2 separate regions of the Mus musculus genome follow, and region 1 is linked to region 2. A link is a loop called in an ENCODE intact Hi-C map of the cell type or tissue named here. Cell type or tissue: left cerebral cortex. All regions are shown on one strand. Links, peaks and the distances in the headings refer to the core of each region. The heading gives the core; the rest is flanking DNA.

Evidence for each region. Hi-C counts contacts between places; a loop is a spot of excess contacts. Peaks named below come from ENCODE experiments on the same cell type or tissue, not always from the same donor. Only the 100,000 strongest peaks of a DNase experiment are listed, where the experiment ranks them.
Region 1: it touches region 2 in a loop (1.9-fold over the local background); 2 of 42 quality-filtered maps call a loop at or near these places.

Annotation. Positions count from the first base shown.
Region 1 is chr1:181,950,741-181,961,318 of GRCm38, forward strand. Enah (ENAH actin regulator) reads right to left here. Exons shown (of 15, transcript NM_010135.3): 3 at 5,654-5,831. Among named protein-coding and RNA genes, the nearest start is that of Enah, 64 kb to the right of the region's middle. In left cerebral cortex, for the core only: no CTCF peak of the experiment used is centred there; no DNase peak of the experiment used is centred there.
Region 2 is chr1:182,013,291-182,023,868 of GRCm38, forward strand. It overlaps Enah (ENAH actin regulator), which reads right to left and starts at 6,690. Exons shown (of 15, transcript NM_010135.3): 1 at 6,240-6,690. The coding sequence starts at 6,244. In left cerebral cortex, for the core only: no CTCF peak of the experiment used is centred there; DNase peaks (open chromatin) are centred at 5,336, 5,724, 6,661, 7,389 and 1 more place; H3K4me3 peaks cover 3,247 bases; H3K27ac peaks cover 2,637 bases.

The DNA of each region.
Region 1 (10,578 bases), core at 1,184-9,183, 62 kb before region 2:
CAATTCCAGCTCACAACTCAACACATTCTTGTGGGTCAACAGGAGGACCAAGAAAACAGGGCAAGAGTAGGACTAAGGGAAACCCAGAAGAGCGATCTAGAGACAGGTCGTCCAGTGCCGCCACCCAATCGCTCTCTTTCAGAATGAGAACTTACTCGCCCAAATCACTTTCGGATTGAAAACGTTTGTCACACTGAACAAAAATTTAGGCTTTGAGGTATAAGAGAGGGAACAGAAAATGAAAGTTTGATTCGGTAGTTCCTGTTCTTTTTCAAAAGCTAGAAATTCTCATTCTCTCTCTCCCTCCCCCCAAAGATCCATTTATTTATCTTTTATCTGAATTTTGAAATAAGATCTTAAGATCTACTGTCTGGCTGTAGGTCCTAGGGCGAGCCAATCTACTGACCTTGAGCCCAAATCTTACTTCTAAAACAATATCACTAAACTCACAGGGTTTCTATAAAAATTGCCAGTGAGGTTTATCCTAGAAGAGGATCAGAAGCACCACAGGTAAGCGATGAAGCCCGGCCTCAAACTGCAGCAGTGACAAAATGAGGGCATCAGCAGACCGCTGGACAGTGACATGTCAAAGAGCAGGTGAGCCAGAGGACATTATGGATAAAACTTTGAGATGATAAGCTTAGTATTGTTCATATTAATCTCAGCAGCTACAAGACTACACAAATTAAAACTGCCACTGGCGACAAAGTAGTCGAGGGTGTGGCACAGTGGAGCATGACTTTAACCCCAACAAAGGAAGTAACGGGCAGGAGGATCTCTGAGTTCAGAGCCAGGGCTTTTTTCATAGGGGAGTTCCAGGACAGCCAGGGTTATACAGAGACTCTGCTTCAAAACAAACAAACAAAGCCCCCAACCAAACAAAAAAACAAAAAGAAAACAAAAACAAAAAATTCCAAGAATTTGAGATATTTGGGGGTTTTGAAAATCCTACCAATTCCAAGCATAACAAAGACAGCACATAATGCTGAGAATAACGCTAAGGCTCAAGGAAGTAACATTTGCCAAGTTTATGTTAAAAAATTAATAGAACCAAAATTTATTATAAATCTGATGAAAACTTTAACCATAGAAAGGTTATCTCTCGCTCTGTTCTTTCACAATAGTTAAAAAACAAACCAACAAACTCAGTCCTTAGTTAATAGTAAAAAATATTTTGAGGTTTTTCTTTTGGTAAGCTATGTTTAATCATGGTTGAACAAAACCAGAATAATCTAACTAGCATGACATTTTCTTTCTTTAAAATGAATTTAAAGACATATTTCCTATTTTCAAACAATTTAAACCATGTACAAAAATGCAACAAGGCTGTGCAAATTCACCTCAACCAGCCATCAACAGGACTGGCATTGTAGCTTACATAAGCCACAGCTATTATCTACAAAAGCCTATAAATATACTTGATAAGCAAATATAGAAATAAAGATTGTTGTTTGGTCTATAGAATACATTAATTTAAACTGAGACAACTTCCATAGGTGAGAAGGAAAGTTATACTGTAGCATTTGGTATAAAAGCAGGAGCACTAATTCATCGCCTTTAAAAAAAATGATAGAACATGTGATTCCTGTTTTTTTTTTAAATTCCAAATATAACACACTGTATTTAGCACCTCCTGTACTTTCCAGTATATTAGATAATTGCATACCATGTTAAAAACAAAATAAAGGAAAACATTCCTGCCACCCACCTTTTCATAAAAAAACTGAAAATATGAAACACACACATATATGCAAGTACAGCTTGTAAAGGTTAGAATGACGAGTCCAAAACACTGCATTCTTTTTCTTTAAAAAAAAAAAATAAATAAAAAAAAAAAGAGGGCTTTGAAAAATGGCAGCCAAAAAGGGAGAAAGAACTGTAGAATCACTGGCTCAAGCAGAAGAGAGCACAGAGCTAAACCATGCGGTGGAGAGCTATGCAGACCCTCAGTGGCTGTGATCCCTGCCCCACATTAATCAGAGGACATCCCCTTGCCACCTCTTCCGGACTTTTGGTCCATTTGTACTGAGCTGCAGAAAGATTCTGTTTGAACGAAGATGTCCATGACCTTTAAGTCTGAGAATCACTAAGGATTTACTGATAATGGTAATGGCAGATCCTCAAGTTAACAGTATACATAAGAAAAATAAGACCAGTAACAGTGAGTATGGGGCATGGCTTTATAAAGTGGTAAACCAGGCTGAGGATGTAGTTGGTGGTAGAGTGCTTGCCCAGCATGTGCAAGGCCCTGGATTCAGTTCAACTCCTAGCACCAAGGAAGGAAGGAAGGAAGGAAGAAAGGAAGGGAGAGCGAGCGAATGAGAAGGAAGAAGGAAAGGCAGAAAGAAGGAAGAAAAATGGCAGTACAAGAGTAAAAACTAAGAGGGTGATAGAGAGCTGGAGAGATGGTTCAGTGGTTAAGAAAACTGACTGCTCTTTCTTTAAGAGGTCCTGAGTTCAATTCCCAGAAACCACATGGTGGCTCACAACCATCTGTAATGAGATCCGATGCCCTCTTCTGGTGTGTCTGAAGCAGCAGTGTGCTCATATAAATAAAAATTAAATAAAAAAAAGAGGGTAATGGAGATTAGTATGGTCAAAGTATATTATGTGTATTATGAAAATATCAACATCACTCAATCCATTATTCGGTACAGTTAATATATACTAATAAAAACTTGAAAGAGACAAAAATCTGTGAATCAGGCAGATGGATGTACATAACAGCTCTACCTTCATGAATATATTTGTTCTTTTGCTTCTGGTCAAGTGTGTTGGGCTACTGTTTGCAAAAGAGTCAAGCTTTCCAAAAGCTTGCATACAGAAGATGATTTTAAAAATTACACACACAGGCACACAGACACACACACATATGGCTGTGAACTAAAAGCAAATTGCTTTGGCAAGGAAAGACAAGACCATGATAGTATTCAGAATTACTGAGTGTGTTTGATTAGGTGGATGGGAGGGGTCAGCACAACAACAATAGGTACAGGACAAACCACCCCTACAGTGAGAATCTGAATAAGAAAGGCATCCCTTCCCAAGGAGGACTCTCCAGGTCCTTTTCCTTGAGACAGGGGCTCCTGTAGCTCTGGCTGGCCTTGAAGTCACAGAGACCCACCTTCTTTGGCCTAGCAAGTGCTGGGATTAAAGGCATACACCACCAGATGACAATTAAGGAATTTTTTTTTAAGATTTATTTATTTTATGTATAGGAGTGCTCTGTCAGTATATATGCCTGCATGCCAGATGAGGGCATCAGATTCCAGTATTATAAACTACCATGTGGTCGTTGGAAGAGACAGTGCTCTTAACTACTGAGCCATCTCTCCAGGCACTCACTAGATTCTTAAAAAAATTTCCCCATATTTCTGCTTCAAAGACAATGTCATCAAAATTCAGGTATTTACAAAGGAAAGTAATTCCGTAAATAAATACATCATGCTATGTACAAATGAACTATTTTAATGCTTTGTTTTTTGAATGAACAAAATAGAACCAAGAACTTCGCTGCCAGTGACTTACTTGGTCCATGACAAAGATAACTAACTTCAACCATTTTGTACACTACAATTGAAAACATGAAAGAGAAGAGACAATGTATTGTCAAACTTACCCATAACAATAATCCTATATACTGTACACACCAAAAATGCTTCTATAGCAAATAAAACCATTAATTTTCACTTGTAAAACTTTATGAGTCAAAACTATTTTTTAATGTTTATTATTCTGTAAAAGAATGTAGTTTGAGTCTCTTCATGAAGACTGAATTTCAAACAATCAGGATCAGAATAAAACAAGTTATTGGGCATTGGCATTTGGCAAACAAACTAATATTATTCACTGGTAAGAACAATAGTTTCAACTTGGTAATAACAAGACAAAACCACCATTAACAATAATTTGAACTATGCTAAGTGACATTTAGTTCTAAACTGTATCCCCATTTGAAAACTGAGAAATGAAAATGGTCATAGGTTCCAAACACAGGAACAGAAGCTGCTACACACACACACACACACACACACACACACACACACACACACACACACACGCTTTAAATTACGTAACTGGCCTATTTAAGATACAGGAATTATGATTCTCGCTTGTCTCCTAATTATTACAGTGTAAACTATTCCTATAACATATGCTAATAAAGTCCTATGCTGACAAAGACAGTATAGTTATTAGGAGAAATGATTTACAGGAGACCAGACTTCGCCATCTTGAAGAGGCAAACCAAAGTAAGTCCCAGCAGCTTATTTACTCAAAGGAGATCCAATGAAAACAAATATGTTCCTTACAGATGTTAATTCCCCCTAAAGAAAACTTCATATAAAACAGATAGAGGTACAATGGCACACAGAACCTTCTGCAAGATCTCAAAATGCCTATTCCTCTAAAATTCATTTTTAAAACAGGCAAAGGAGTTAAGATACCTTGAACCTTTCATGCTTCAGAGTAAGATCTATAAATATACCATTTATTATGGATTTTTAGAATTCTATATCATCAAAAAAATATCAATATTTTATCTGGCTGTAATACTCCTCATTAAGCTATATGTGTTTTACACGGAACATTTATATCAATAAAATCACTACCAAACATACAACACAGGAAGGAGTAACTACATTTGTATTTTTTTCATATATAACATTTTCTGATCATAAAATTTATTGCTAATGAGAACCATACATTTGTGTATTTCTTTTTCTGTTTCTTAAACCAAAACAAAATTTAGTATATCTCTGATAATAAGGTTTTGAATACTTGAGCTTTTCAAAGTGAATTATTTCTATTCTTCCTTCTTAGCAACATATAGTTTTAAGAATCCAATTATGGCTTGGACGATGAGGGTGTGCCTCAAATCTTATCAACCTGTGGGTCGCAACTACTTTGGGGGTTGAGGGATTCAACAAAGACCATCAGAAAACACAGATATTTATAGTACAATTTATAACAATAGCAAAATTGCAGTTATGGAATCATTGCATTAGAGCCAAGCATCAGGAGATCATACTCTCAATATAAGTCCCTAGGCTCAGTGGTGGCTTGAAAAGTACATTTTAGAAACCTATGTACTTCTTGATAAAAGGCGAATAATAAAAGGCATAAGAAAATGATTGAAGTTTCAGCTACTTTGGAAAGCAGAAGGCAGGAGGATTGCCTGAAATGAAGAATTTGAGGCTAGCCTGAGCAACACAGAGACCTGGTAGTTTTTACAGCAGGACAAACTAATCTAGATAATTCAAATGAGGCTTTAAAAAAAACTAGACTAATTAAACTCATAGCATTATGCTTCTAGACTATGCTGCTGCTTCTTCTTCTTTTCTTCCTCTCCTCTTTTATTTTTTATTTTTTCCCTTTTTGAGACAGGGTTTCTCTAGATAGCCCTGGCTGGCCTCAAACTCACAGACCCACCTGCCTCTGATTCAAAAATTCTGGGATTAAAGGTATGCGCCACCATGCCCAGATAGACTATAGTTTTAACACAAACAAGTAAGAAAGAGTTCACATTTTTCTAGAAAGTAACAGGAACTATTTAAAATATATATATATGACTTAAAAGCTGAGGAGAAAGTTTTGCTTTAACATATACATAGCATTTCCACTGCAGAGTACTGGGAAAGCACAGACACTTTACCTGCTTCCTGTGAATTTAACACTTCTAAGGCATGCATCATGGCACTTGCGAAGACATTGGCATCCTCTTTGCTGCCAAAGTTGAGACCATACACCTGTCTAGCATCCCTCCATTGGTGGAAAGTCTGTGTAGCTTGATTGTACTTCAGCCCTTTAGGAATGGCACAGTTTATCACAACCTAAAAAACAATTAATTCATTATAAAGCCAGCTAAAAACTGGGAAAATAGAAGTCAGTACAAATCTAGACTGTAGGTATTTATTTAAACATATTCCTAGCAGAGTTTATGAAAACTAGTTGGAACAGTTGCCTAGAATAAAAGCAAGTCTACAGAAGTGAGTCTGAGGGAACTTAAGCCATCGTATGTTCACAAAAGGCCTGCTTCAAAATAATAAATCAAAAACAAAAAAAGCAATGTACTTCATTAAATATACTTTAACTTATTTATTGATAAATTATAAATTGAAAAATGGAATATTAACTGTAAAGTCCCCTTTGGACTTCTCCCATCCAGGCAGAGTATCTATCTCTAATACTACAAATTAGTTTTATAAGATTTGCGATTTGATAAGAACAGCATCACAAAATTCATGTTGGGAAATGTACCTGCCCTCTTTACTCAGATGCATATTTAAGAGTCATCCAGTTATATATCAACCATGGTTTGTTCGCTTTATTGTATAAACTACCAACCTGCCCATTCTTTTGTTTGTTTTGTTTTGTTTTGAGACAGGGTTTCTCTGTGTAGCCCTGGCTGTCCTGAAACTCACTTTGTAGACCAGGCTGTCCTTGAACTCAGAAATCCGCCTGCCTCTGCCTCCCAAGTGCCGGGATTATAGGCGTGCGCCACTACCGCCTGGCTCAACCTGCCCATTCTTTCACTGACATTTTTATTGCCCAGAATCTGTGGCTACTACAAATAATAACATGAACATCCTATTAAACATTTGCTGGTACACACAGTGCACGTTTTTACAGAACATGAACCCATGTTGGACTAGTCGATGTCATAAGTATATTTAACTTTAGTGGAAAACTCCACATAGCTTTCTAAATGTGTCCTATCATTTACAATCCCACAGCAGTATACAAAAGTTTGTATGCTGTGTATATTGTGTAGCACCGCCACTGTTGTGTTGATCTTTCTATATACTTAAAGTAATCCCTAAGTTATATTAGAAGAACACACACAGGCCTGGCACATCTATGGAGGTCAAATGATAGCACTGGTTCTCTGTCCACTTTTAACCACTGAGCCATCTCGCCTGCCCAAGGAAAAATATTTATATGACAAATATCTTGTCCCTGTCTTGCCTATTCAATGTTAATAATATGGTAAGAAGTTCCTTTTCTTTTATTTCAAATTAAAAATGCTTTTCTCTTTTAATGTTTTTGTGTTCTAAGAGATATTTGTCAATGAAAGTTATAAAAATACTACTTCATTTTGTCTTCTGGAAGCTTTCTACTGTTAACCATGAACACCTGCACCCCAGTAAAACGGAAACTGATTTGCAATCTGGTGAGAGGTAGTTCAAGCTTCCTGGGGTTTTTTCTTTGTGTGTCCAAATTATTTTAGCTAAGCTACAGGTTTACCTTTTGTTACAAGTTGAGTTTTTCCCCACTGGTCAGTATAGCTAATATTCGCCCAACAGTAGTGTCTTCTCTATTGCAGTTTTACACTAGGTGCCACCTCCAGACTCTGCCTTCTACTCTGTTCCTCATTACTGCTTTAGATATTTTTGGTCCTTTGTGGAAAGCTGCCATTTATACTTTTAAAACATTGTCAATTCCCAAATTTAAAACTGTACTAAAGCTAAAAAGGCCCATTTGATCACTAATGTCACAAAGCTATCTTTACTTCATGAGTATCATATAGTCCTTACTTGGGCTGACATTAACACTCATTAGTTCTCTATATTGGTATCTTGAACACCTACTAAATTTGCGTGGGATCTGATAAAGTAGTTATTGTTATTGGTTGTGGTCTTAAAATGTCCTCCTTAGGCTCATATTTGAACAACTTGGTTCCCAGCTGCTAACACTGCTTGGCAAAGGTGTAAAGTTTTAGCAGGCTGGGCATTTCTCGAGAAAGTGGTCACTGTACACAAGCCTTGAACATCTACAGCCTGGCTTCACTTCCTGCTCACTTTCTGCTTCCTAGATGGAGATGCAATGTGACCAGACAGATTGTTGTTCCTGCTCCCTCAAGTTGCTTTAGTCAGCATATTTCCTCACAGAATCACCAAAGTAACTAGGACACTATTGGAAACAGTATCTACTTAACCTCTTCATTTTCTAACTCAGAGGAAAACCATTTCTAGACAACCTATCTGGAATATTTATTAAATTTACTTAGTTCTAACCTATTACTAACCCAAGGTTTATTATTAATTCTAACATCCTCTGATTCCCATGATTTATGATCAGATTTTGTTCTATCTAAAAACATAATCACCAACAACTGACTTCTTCATTTCATACTCTTTAATCCCTCTGTTTTATTCCCTTTTTCTTGCTTACCTACTGGCTAGGCATAGAACAATGTTAAAAAAGATGTGGTTCTGGAATGTGGAGCAGCTGGAAGGTGGGGACGGGGAAGGAAATATGGAGTATAAAAAATAAATTAATTTTTTAAAAAATGTGGTTCATACCAAGTATCTTTTGTCTTTTTGCATGATGCTAGCTTCTGAAGGGTGTGGATCTTAAGCTTGTGAATAAAGATACAATGTGAAATATTTATGTTGTGATAAATTTCAGCAGGGACATAAAAGAAACAAATTTGTTGAGAAGATAGGGAAAGTTATAGCTGACTTTAGACAAGGCTAATGCTGTGGCAAGTCACAAAAAAATAGGTATTCATGTACTTTTCACTTCGTTGTGGCCAGGCTAAAAATGAATAGGGCTATATTAATGGAACTACCACCTATATGGAGTTAGGCTGCATGAAACTATAACACAACCTGGCCATATAGCATGCTTTTGTGGTTAGTCATTCCCTAGATAGTTACCATTAAGTGAGAATACATATATTTCTTTTGTTTGTTTATTGGGTTTGAGACAGGTTCTATTATGAAGCCCTGGCTGTCTTGGAATTGGCTATGCAGATCAGGCTGGTCTTGAACTCACAGAGCTCTACCTGCCTCCCAAGTGGTGGGATTAAAGGCACGTACCACCACACCAGATTGTATTTCTTATTTTTAAAGATCAAAGTTATTTTTCTCAAAGGTTAGATGATTGAGAGAATTGATTCCTGTTTTGTTTTGAAGATAGGATCTCTCTGTCTCACACACACACACACACACACACACACACACACGCACGCGCACACACACACACACACACGCGCGCGCGCGCACGCGCACACACACACACACACATACACACACACGCGCGCGCACGCACGCACACACACACACACACACACACACACACACACACACACAGTGAGAGAGAGAGATACTGTGTCACCATTGGCAGATTTTAAAAGTTTCATATTTTAAAAGCAAAGTAATCATCTACCTACTATAATTTCAATTCTATTAATATCTTTCTCAGCCTTTTCTTACAGCTCTTAGCTTGAAATGTTAAGAAGGTTCAACAGGGGGCTGGAGACAGTAAAAACTATTGGCTGCTCTTCTAGACAACTGGGATTCAGTTCCCAGGATCCACATAGTGGCTCACAACCATCCAGTACCAGGGAGTCAGATGCCATTCTCTGGCTTCCACATTTGATTCAGGCATGCATAGGCAAGATTCATGCATGTAAAAACAAGGGGAAAAGAGTTCAATGATTTTTTATTTGTATCCTGGGCAGCATCTGACATGCCTTTAACCTGAGGGACCACTCAGCAGGGGAACAGATAAAAAGGAAGCAGACACCATAGCTCAGCTACTGACAAGCAGTGATACGTGGATTTTTTGGTAGAGAAACAGGAGATCAGAGGCTGTGTCTGGACAGTGAGGAAAGTGAGAGAAAAAGGAGAGCTAGGGAGGAGGGGGGCACACAACAGAGAAGAGGTGAACTAATTTCTGTAGACTAACCCACAACTATGACAGTTTCTCATCAGAGAGCACTGCACTTTTAATCAGGTGTCTAAAGAACCCCACTGCCCCTGCTATCAGCATTAGTCAATAAGTTATGTAAGGGAGACTGCGGTTTCTATTTCTCAGGCAAACAGTCTCCTCAGTAAAAAGAGAAGGATTTTTCTCTGTGTCCTCTTTTTATGAGACACAGCCTCTTGGAGTCCCAATTTTTGCAGAAGAACCAGTTTCAATGCCCATTCCTTTCAAGCATGCGTGACGATTATAAATTCCTAGCTATTACCAGTTGACAAACAAACTTAAAATTCAGGGTTACTGCAGCATCTGTTTACATTACAGCTTACTGGAAAAGTACAGCTCTAACTCTCTCCGAGCAAGAACTCACAGGGCACCAAATAGAATCTAAGTATATTTTCCCTGCACTTTGTAGCAGGGTGGTTTTAAACATTAGTTAAATTACATCTTTTAAAAAAACACTTTTACAAGGGAACTTATTAAGTCTACAATCTGTAAAAGTCCCCACTGTTAGTATACAACAGTAAGGCATGATCTACTTTTTCCTTTGCCTGAGGATCCTGATCTGGATCGGACGGGACCAAGGCATCAAGTAATCAGACAACCCAGCTACTGTCTTGTAGATATGAAAAAGGAAATTACCAAAAGCTCACCTTAGATATGAACTGGAAAGAAAAGCCTAAAGATTCCAGCAACACTAATGCCTACCACATTTTTATTAATCACTTATGAATTTAACAATACTTTCTGAAACCATTTATACTTTCAAATCACTTCTTGAGCCACACAAACTATATCTTTGATCAATAAGTAGATAGATAAAAATGTCCCATAAGCATACAATGTGCCGGGCATGTTGGTGCATGCCTT
Region 2 (10,578 bases), core at 663-8,662:
TACTACAACTTTACAGAAGAAATACAAATCAATAGTTTACAATACTTACAAACCAGTGAGTAAATATCAAATCTAGAATCTGAATCTGGAATTGACTTCAAAATCTGTATTCTTTATATCATGCCATTTTCACACCGTATCATTTACTCAACCCTTAGATACATATACATTTGTTTCACATCAAAAGGAGTCTTCAGGAAAGTTGTATGTTGAGTTAAAATTGTTATGGAAGCTTCCCAATATGAATATATTTCTGGAAATCCAAGTGACTTAGGTATATTACCTCCCCCATACATACTTTCTTTAGTAGATTATTTCTGTAGTTACATTTTAAAAGGCCTATCTAGGATTAGTACAAGCATTAGAGATTACCTTTTTTCCACCAACATGCAAGTATGTTCTGCTATTTAGACTGAATTGCGTCCTCCCAATTTATATTGTTGATGGCCTGAATTTTTGAGGAACTTCTAAAGTTTTCTAAAGCAGCTTAACACTTTACATGGCTTTTCAAATTCTTAGCATAAGCTTGTAAGATGTTAGATGTTCCTAGAAATAGAGGATTCATTCTTTCTTACCAAGTCCATTTTGTGTGCCAAGTGTAACTCATTTGGAGATAGAGCTTTTAGGAGGGAACTACAGTTAAGTGACCTCTAAGACAATGAGATTGATGGCTTTTTAAGGAAGAAAAAAAATCTCTATCCATCCCTAACCCTAGTCTCATCCCCCAAATGACAACAAAGAACCCTCACCAGGCCCCACTGGCCCTAAACTTCCCCTCTCCAGCTTTGAGAAAATAATTCTTCTGTCGAGAACATCATAAACTACCAAACTGGTATCTCAAGCACTGAGATACAGAAACAAGCTGAACCAAGAGATTCATAAGTCAGTTGCTCAAATTCAAATCTCTGATCAGACACTAAAAAAAACAGAATTATTCTTCCATTAATTTAGTATTTTACAATGAAGTCAAAGAAATATGGTCCAAAGAGCTCTGGAGATAAACAAACCTGATTCTGAGGCCCTGGCTGCTTCTGAGCTTTGGTATCGTGTGAGATACAAATTCTACATCCATTCTTGTAGTAGTAGTAGTGCTGCTGGTTTTTGTTTAAGTAACTTTATTAATACCGGTACCTGAAAATACTATACATCCTACCAGAGCTGTACCCAGTACAGCTCTAGAATGTTACAGGCACTCCAAAGCTGTGGCTGTGACTGTCAGTACGGAAGGTTCTAAAGGATTCTAAGAGAATGCCAGTCAGAGGCACACACACAGTATGCCGAGTGGTTTGCTGGTAACTTGAATATGAAGATACAGAACCTTGGGCTAGTGGAGGACTTGAGAGTAGACTATTAGATCCTTTACAACTTAGGGTGGGGTAAAAAAAGGCAGTTTGGGACTACTAAGCTGTTACAAGGAAGCCTCTTTGCTCTTTGTGTTTTTCCATAAAGCAAAGTTCTGAAGCTTATGTTTAGAGGCATCTCCTGTGGTACCTCAACTCAGTTATCTTTATAGCCTTTACTTCTTCTCAATTCAATCAGTTTCAAAGAAGAGGTTGGGGGAGAAGAAACATAAGGGCCTAAGTATTTACCACCCCTTGACCCCATAAAACTAGCATCTCCTTTTCCAAATACCTCCTTACTCTCAAAATAAAAGCTGGGTATTCAGAAAGGTACAGTCACCCTGCTCTTAAAGTTGTCTGTAAGATAAAATATTAAAGCAACTAATGTAATTTCTTCTGTACAGCCCAAATAGTACCTGCCTAAGTGCTTTGCTTATTCCAAACCCCTGACTATTACATAAAGTTAAATAAGCTGTATCTACTTATCCATACATATTTTCAAGGTTTATTCACTTAAAAACTATAAAACTGATATTCAAAAACAAACAAAAAAACAACAACAAAAAAAGCAAACAAACAAAAAGAACCCTGAAGATGGCCGGGCAGTGGTGACGCACTCCTTTAATCCCAGCATTAAGGAGGCAGAGGCAGGTGGATCTCTGAGTTTGAAGCCAGCCTGGTCTACACAGTGAGTTTCCAAGACAGCCAGAGTTACATATTTAATAAAAACTGTCCTGAAAAAACAAACACAACAAACAAACAAAACCTGAATATGTAGTTACTTGTAAAATAAATATCTGTGAAAGAGTCACATACCCAACAGCTACAAGCATAAATGGCAAACCATGAAAGTGGAAACTACCATTTGCACCCTTTCCTGGATATGAATCTTGACACTACCACCCTGTGAAAGAATAGGATTACTTTTTACCAATATGCTCAATTAACAAGACAGAATTCTCTGTCCCTTCACTGTACCTGTATATGTATTTTAAATTCATCATTACTATAAATTAAGGTAGCAAAACCATAAAAAAAACTTCAAAGACTAAACATATACACAGAAAGAAAACGGAAAAGAAAACAGTTTCCTCACCTAACCTGTAAGGCTGGGCATAGAACAGTTTAATAAGTAGCCTTCCTGAAACCACTCTCTGGACCCATGTGTCAAGCAAACATTACTAATGAATACATGGCATTCTTCCTCAATCCAGCAGAAATGTATCATTGCCCTTATCTGCATGTTAGCCACAACCTACTGGACCACATCAGCAAAGGGCAACGTAGCTGACATCCTTAAATAAGGTCAACAGTGAAGCAAATTGCCCAAAAGTTTTGTACAACTAGTCTAAAAGAAGTTTGCGTCTTAAAACAAGGGAAGCACACAAAGCACCTTCTATGTTTGGTCCTCACAACCGGGTGAAGAGTCACCTAGGTATGTGCTGGGGCACAGACGAGCTCTGTTGGCAGAATGTTTATCCAGCAAGCCCTGGGTAGAATCCCCAATACAGCATAGAGCTGTGGATGCCATCTCAAGTCTGTAATCCTACCATTCTGGTGGTGAAGACAGGAGAATCAGAATTAAGGTCATTCTCAGTTATACAATAGAGTCACAGGCCAGCATAAAATACATGAGCTCTGTCTCAAAAAGCAAATAAATAAACTACATACAGCTTTATATATCTATACTGATATATATGTGTATGTGTGTGTATATATATATATATATATATATATATATATATATATATATACACACACACACACATATATCGTAAAGCTGTGTGCTGTGTCTGTGAAATTATATGCTTAGTCAAGGTCACTCAGTAAGTAGCTTTGGCCGAATCCTCATAACCACACTTTGCCTTTTTTATATGAGAAACTCTGAGTATCTAGCATTACAGTAGCCAAGGTCATACACTATGGCACAAAAATGCCAATCTAAAATGTTCTGAGCTCTTCCTAGAAACCAGACTATAGGGAACTATTTTAATAATAAGTTCTTCTTTCTCTTTAAAAAAAGAAAGACATAAAATTTTGAGTGATCAACTAGTTTTTAAAAGATACCATCCCAGCCGGGTGTGGCGGCGCACACCTTTAATCCCAGCACTTGGGAGGCAGAGGCAGGCGGATTTCTGAGTTCGAGGCCAGCCTGGTCTACAAAGTGAGTTCCAGGACAGGCAGGGCTATACAAAGAAACCCTGTTTCAAAAAACCAAAAAAATAAAAATTAAAAAAAAAAATACCATCCCATACATACTTCAATCATAAAGAATCTTCCATGCTTCTAATACATGACAAGAAAAACAGTACAGAACCAAACTCAACAGGCTACTACAGATACCAGTTTGGTATTTTTTGGCCTGTAGCTTTTCCCCCCTCAACTGGTTCACTGTCCTTTGTAAATCCTAGACCACTTGTTATTACTGCTCACCTCTAATCAAGATCTAATAACTCTATACACAGCACTTTACATGTAGATTGTGTCTTTAGACTTTCAGGAACGCACAGTTGCCTACTGTATAAGAGTACACTATGTGACAAAACACACTGTTCCTAAACTTAAAACATCTGAGAGATCTTACCACAAATACTCAATTCTGTAAGATACTTACTGCCTCAGAGTTCCGACCAACTTAATGGAAATGCCCTCTTCAATATCTCTGTTTCTGGGTTGGGGGATCTGGGGGGGGGGGGGTTGTCATTCCATGAAAAGGTTAACTTTTAGTTCCTACAGCATCTGAGGTTACCTCAGACCAAACCACCCTACCCTCACCCTCTTAGGAACTGCTCAAGAGCGACTCTACAAAGCCCTTCAAAGTGAAAAACTAGCTGATCCTCTTTTCTGCTCTTAAATTATTCAAAATCAGCCTACAAAGAATTACTGTAGACTGCGCAAACTCCTCAGACCTGGGGGGAATGTTCTGTATTTACACCACTGGGAAAACGTCAGTGTGATTTCTCTATCTCTACAGCTAGTAAGAAATATGGCAAGAAAACAGCTTTCAAAGCATTAGTTATATTTCGCTAGAAGCTAGAACTTCTAAGTCCAGACATAACTTACTGAGACAGTGTATGATTTAAGTTTTACTAAATACTTCAAACTTGAATATATTTTGTTCACAAGCTTTCAAATAGCTTTGATCAAATGTTAAAATACCCTGCTTTATTTTGTCCTTTTAATGTTTTAAGAAAATTATTGCAAGTCTGAAAAAAAAAAACCAAAAAACTACTAACTACTAACTTGTTGGGCAAGACCTATATAGCATTATGTCACTAAAGTACAATCAACAGTATGTAATATTACCTGACAGAACAGTCATGTTTTTTAACAGTTCCTGAATTTTCAAGGCCACCAGTAGCTTAGCAAAAATGCACAAAAATATAACAGGTTTCTCAACTTGCATTTTACAAAGATTAATCTTGATTTCTATGCCATTAATTACTTTTTAAACATTTGAAATAAGTTGTATGAAATCACCCAGGAAAAGGGGTCACTTGGCAAAAATCTAACACTAACATAAAGATCTGTCACCCAGAATCAGAAAAATTCATAGTAAGCTTAAGTAAACACAGCACAAAAATATACTTAAAATTGTAACGGGTCTGTGTTCAACCCTGATTTTTTTTTTTTTTTTTGAGGAGGGGGATATAAAAGCTAAAGTTTCAAACAGAAATAAGGGGGGAAATTCCAATGACAAGATTTTCAGGCCAAAGAGAAGGAATTTGAAGATATTATTCAAATCTCATTTCATTACATTATAAAGGTCTTGGCAACCGTCGGCCATTAATCTTTAACACAAAGGAGATTCAAATCCAAATGAACTGAAAGACTATCTCGGGAGGGAGGAAGAAACGGAGGAATTTACTTCATCCACAATTGTTTAACCTAAAAGGGAGGCCTTTAAGGATGAGTACGCAAAATGCATCAGCCTTCAGTCTACGAGGTCCTATTTCTCACTAAGTCTTGCACCAATCCAAAAGCGGGAGGTTATGGACACAAAACAACCTTAGGAAAGGCTTGGGGTGGGTGGTCGCCAATGAGTGACACACCACATCATGGTTTATTCTCCTACACAACTGGAGAGACAAAAATTAAAAAACATCACACCATATGTTTCACCGTATCAATCAAAAAGCATTTCACCACGGTACATCCAAGACTTTCCTTTGGGGCTGAAAAATAAATAAATAATTGTATTGATTACAGAGGAAGGGAAACGCGGCCGCTTCTGCTGCAATGCAACACAGGCTGCTACGAACCGGAGAGAAGGGCTTTCCAAACAAAACCCTCCCCCGCCCGGGCTTACAAACCTCAACCAACTTATCCCAGCCTCACACTGTCCCCCGCCAGAGGAAACCTAGTAAATGCTCTCCCTTCCCCCACCATCGAGAAATGTTCACCTTTCCCCGCTCCTCCGCTTTACCCCTACCAGAGGCACTTTATTCCCCGCAGAGATTTCAAACCTTCCAAACTTTCCTCCCCACCCCCCTTTTAATTAAACACTAGAGCTTTGTACTAAAAGTGCAGAGAATTTTTACAGATGTACGGAAAATACCTGTTTCTCGGCAACGAGCACGCTACGACTACCGAGCCCCTCCCCATCTCCTGGGTTTCGTTAACCCAGGCTGGGGGAGGGAGGGAGGGAGCTGGCATATTGAATTGAGGAAGGGAAATCCTGGGTAAAAGAAGAGCATCGGAGGGGGACACCGGGAGGAGCCCCCTCCCCCAAATCAGAGCGGCTGGGCAGGGCAGCTGGACCGGAGAAACCCGAAGGGACAAAAGGGAGCGAGAAAGAGCCGGGAGAGCCGAGCCGGCGCCGCGGGCCGGGGCAGGCGGGTCCGCGCAGAGCGGTCGCGGCGCCGCGGCACAATGGCTGGCGGCCCGCGCGCCCCTCACCTCATGGTGCCGGCGGCGCCGAGGCTTCCCCGGCGCGGGAGCCGCCGAGCGGAGGGTCTCTTCTCAGGCGGGGAGGCGGACGCCGCGGGGACGCGCGAGCAGAGGCGGCTCCGGCTCCGGCGGCCGGGCTACACCATCTCCGCGCGCAGAGGCGAGGCGCCGGCCCGCCGAGCGCGAGCGACCACGGGCTGGGGACGGGGCACGGGGCCGAGGCGCCGAGCGGGTCCCCGGCGGCCGCCGCCTCCTCCGCCTGCGTCGCCGCCTCCTCCCCGCCGAGCCTCGTCCGCCGCTTCAGACGGGAGCCGCCGGGGCCGCGCGCCCGTCCGTCCGTCCGTCCGTCCGCCCGCCCGCCGCTCCAGAGGCCGCTCCGAGCGCGCCGCCGTCACCGCCGCCGCCGAGGCCGTGAGGAACCGGCAGCTGCTGCAGCCGCGGGAGGAGAGCCGGGCTCGCCGCGGGGCGCCGGGGGCGGGGCGGCGGAGGAGCACGCAGGCGCCGCCCTCCTCCCGCCGCCCCCGCCGCTCCCGCTTCGCCCGCTCCCCTCCCCCTCCCTCCCGGGGCGAGGGGCGTTGCGCACGAGGGGGCTGCGGGGCGGCGGCCGAGGCGAGGCGGCGGTGCGGCCACGGCCCTTTGTTGCCGCCCACCCGGCTCCGCGCCCCCCGCGGTCGGAGGGGGGCTCGGCGCCCGCTCTGCCCTTGACCGCGCTCTCCTGCCGCGGCCTTCCCGCAGCCCGGAGGCTGAGGTGAGGAGCGAACCGCGGTGGGGGGGTTGGGGGGGGCGTGACGAGCCGGGCGCGATCGCGGAGAGGACCAGGGCGCGCGGGCCGGCATCCCCCTCTGCGCGTCCCCGCCGCGATGTGATTCCCTCCCACCCACCCCCACCCGTGGGATGTAGGCGGGATGTAGGAGAGTTCCGAACACGCAAAACGTGGCCATCGTCGTCCCCCGGATTCCCGAGGACCCCCGAGCGTGCTGGACCTGGGGATCCGGCCGACGCGCGCACAGTACTGGGATGACTGCACAAACACACGCGCGCATAAACGCGCACACACACACACACACAGCTAACGCATCGGTGTCGGGAAACGCGGTGGCCCGAGGCACGCGGAACCCTGTGCAGCCGCGAGAGACGCAGCCCGTGGAACCCTTTCTGTCGTCACCAGCTGAAAGGGAATCCCGGCCGGGGGCGGGGAGGGATGGAAACTGAGGATAATTTTAAATGCTCTGTCTTTCACCTAGTCTGGAGCTCACCTCCTTGAGAAGGTAGATAGAAAATACTAACGCAGCGAATGGTTTAGTCAGATGGTGCAGGAGGCCTCTGAGAAGCCCGAATTTGGGGCGGGGGGTGTAGAATGAAAAACAGCAAATCCAATGATCTAATAAAATTTTTTAAAAACTGAGAGCCCGCTTTCGTGCGCAGTATACAGATGCCTAGACTAGGTTAGAAAGGGTTTTTGCAGCTACCCGATTTCTATTACATCCAAAATGGAGGACCTAGCAATACTGCAGGAATCCATTCAAAAGTTTGATGTTCCATATAAAATGAGCTGCGGTTCTAAAGATACTTATGAAAGCTGGCATTCTGGGCACTTTCAAATGACAAGCTAACGTATCCTATCCATCCTTGGTCAATGCCTGAATTGTCTGGAGAACAGTTTAACCTGTTTTAACTATGAAAAGCCTCCTGGTTTCAGAGCTCAACAAAGGCGGTTTGCTTTTTGGAAGGAAGCCCTGCAAGAAGCAGTGACCTAGAGCTGTGGCACAGGACCAGGGTGGCCTCGGGTAGTAAAAAGCACGGTGCCTCTGCTCTAAACATGGTGTACTTGAAGAACACTAATTTCCACCCACATAGCTAATTACAGCTTGCCATCACAGAGCATTTTATTCAAGGATCTCCAAGGACTGAAGAGAAAACAGCCCTGTCAGCCAAATGTCCTTGTTGCCCATATTACGAGAAGAGACAGAAATATACATCTCAAACAACCTCGTGTGTTATTAGTACAATAGCCGTGATTAGAAAAACATCTCAGCTCTGAGGTGCACTGCCTTTGTATAAAGGGCATCTGTATAAAATGCTTGCACCTCAAGTATTCAACAAGTTAACTAATGTCTAGAAAGAGGAAAAAAAGCACTAATGCCTATTGAATCTTCTTGGGGAAAGAATTAAGACACATTCAGCCAGAAGTCACCCCAGCTCTCCTTAGTTCATTCATACCAATATAGTAAGTACAACAGAGCTTAGGTTTCAGATAAAAGCCTTACCACCACCAGAAGAGGTGGAGATACTGCTGTAATGACTCAAACTATCTCTTGTCAGAGACAAGAAACACCAATAAAAATTCCTTGCGAATGACATCATAACCTGCTTCTCATTTTTGCTAGCTAATCCCATCCTGATCTAACGAAATCACCATCATCTTTATGCTAACAGCTGATGTCCCCATGGTATGAGTACCAAATTAAGTGATCCAAGAGGAAAATGCTATTCTTGTTTTCTGTGTTTATTAAAAATGTACCAGCCAAGAATGTTGGCTGCCTACACCCATTTCCATTCTTTTTAATGGCAGCTTGCCAGCTCACAAGTTGGTCACACCATTGCCTTCGGATTTAGATCTTGCATTGGCCAGCCTGACCTCCAAAGGTCATTTTGTGGAAAGACGGTTTGTTCGCTCTAACAAAATGTTACTTCTTGTTCATATTTGGTCTAACATTGAAAGGACAAAATGGAAACTTGAGCTAGAAACAAGACTAATTCTGGTCACGTGGGAAACTTCAATGGACTGTGTTACTATATAGAATGAAAGAATTTTAGAGGGGAGATATCTTAAGTCATTCAGTCATTTAGAAGAAGAATGTGAAATCGGATAGGTTAAGTAACTTGCCCATTGCCTCATAGTGCCTTTGTAGTAGAACTGAAACTCAAACCCAGGATTTCCATCTCTTGGTACCTTGTTGTTCCTCCCACATCATACTGACTTCCCACAGCTGATTCTCTCCTCATAAACCTAAACTTTTGCTTAAAAATAAAGTTGGCGTGACTGAATCATTGAAGTCTTTGAAATGATCTCAGCTCCATACTATACTCGAACACAGTGCCAGGACCAACACGTAGGGACCTGATGTTTGAAAGGTGAATGGAAGAATGAATCAGTGAGTGAATAGACAGCTCCCCTAAGATATGGAAGACACTATTCAGAAGAAATGCATGTGTGTGTTGTGCACATGCATGTGCTAGGGATCTAACCCTGCTTTCACATGCTAAGCTAGGTGTTCTCAACCACTAGCTACGTTCCCACCTCGAACTTCCTTCCTAACACAGTAGAGCTCAACTTTCTCTCTCTGAGATGTTTTACCCCAGCTTGGTGTAGCAGATTGACCCACACTACTGGGAATGAGAGGAACCAAGCTTCTGCTGCCCCTAGGCCAGCTATGGGAGTCAGTCTGGCTTTGAGGGCTTCCCCCGAGCCAGCCTTGGTTAAATTGATAGCATCAGTAGGCTTGGTCTCCATTTATGGACATGAAGAGGAAGCATGACTGAAGCTTCTCCACCATCAGAAGATCACTGCTAAGAGCTTAAAGCCTTCCCCCTCCTCATCCCTTTAAGTTCTCCTTGGATTACCTGGGAGGGGTGAAAGTGGAAAAGGAATATGGAGTGAACTTTATTCTTATGATTGCATGTAGCAGTACTGTATTCACAGTAAAATGTTTGTCTCCCCCAACCACTACACATCCCCCAAACATGGTAGGAAAATAATGTAGAAAGCAACACTCAGCAGGATTCAAGGGTTTTTTTTTTTTGTTTTGTTTTGTTTTTTAAATATCTTTATTATTCCTCTTTCAACCTTAGTTGCCAGCATATCATTGCAGTTCAGAATTACTACCAGGACACAGAAGAAACTATTGGCCTTTCCAATTTTAAATGTCTTCCCTTTCTCTCCATTTCTCCTCCCTCTCCCTGCTGAACTGGGGTCTATCTCAGTAACTTCACTTCTTCCTTTGCAGAAGAAAGATTTCTGCTTTTAGCTGGACAGTGCTTAGCCTTGGCAGATGATCCCCACAGCCAGAATGGATTTGTGTTAGTTAACTGGTAGAGGTCACATTCTAGATAGTACGGTGCATTCTTTCTACAGAAATTTAGCCATGACTGCGTTGGTGAACGTGGGCTCCATTTCTAGACAATGATCCAGCCACGTGCTTTGGGAAATGGTTACAAACAGCTATGGTCATGATCTAATTCTGAACTCTTATCCTGTATTTTCTAAAATCTAGTAGGCAGCCTGGGGGGGAAAACAGAGGGATTGCAATCTTTTTCACATCGAATCGACTTCTATTTACTGTAACCA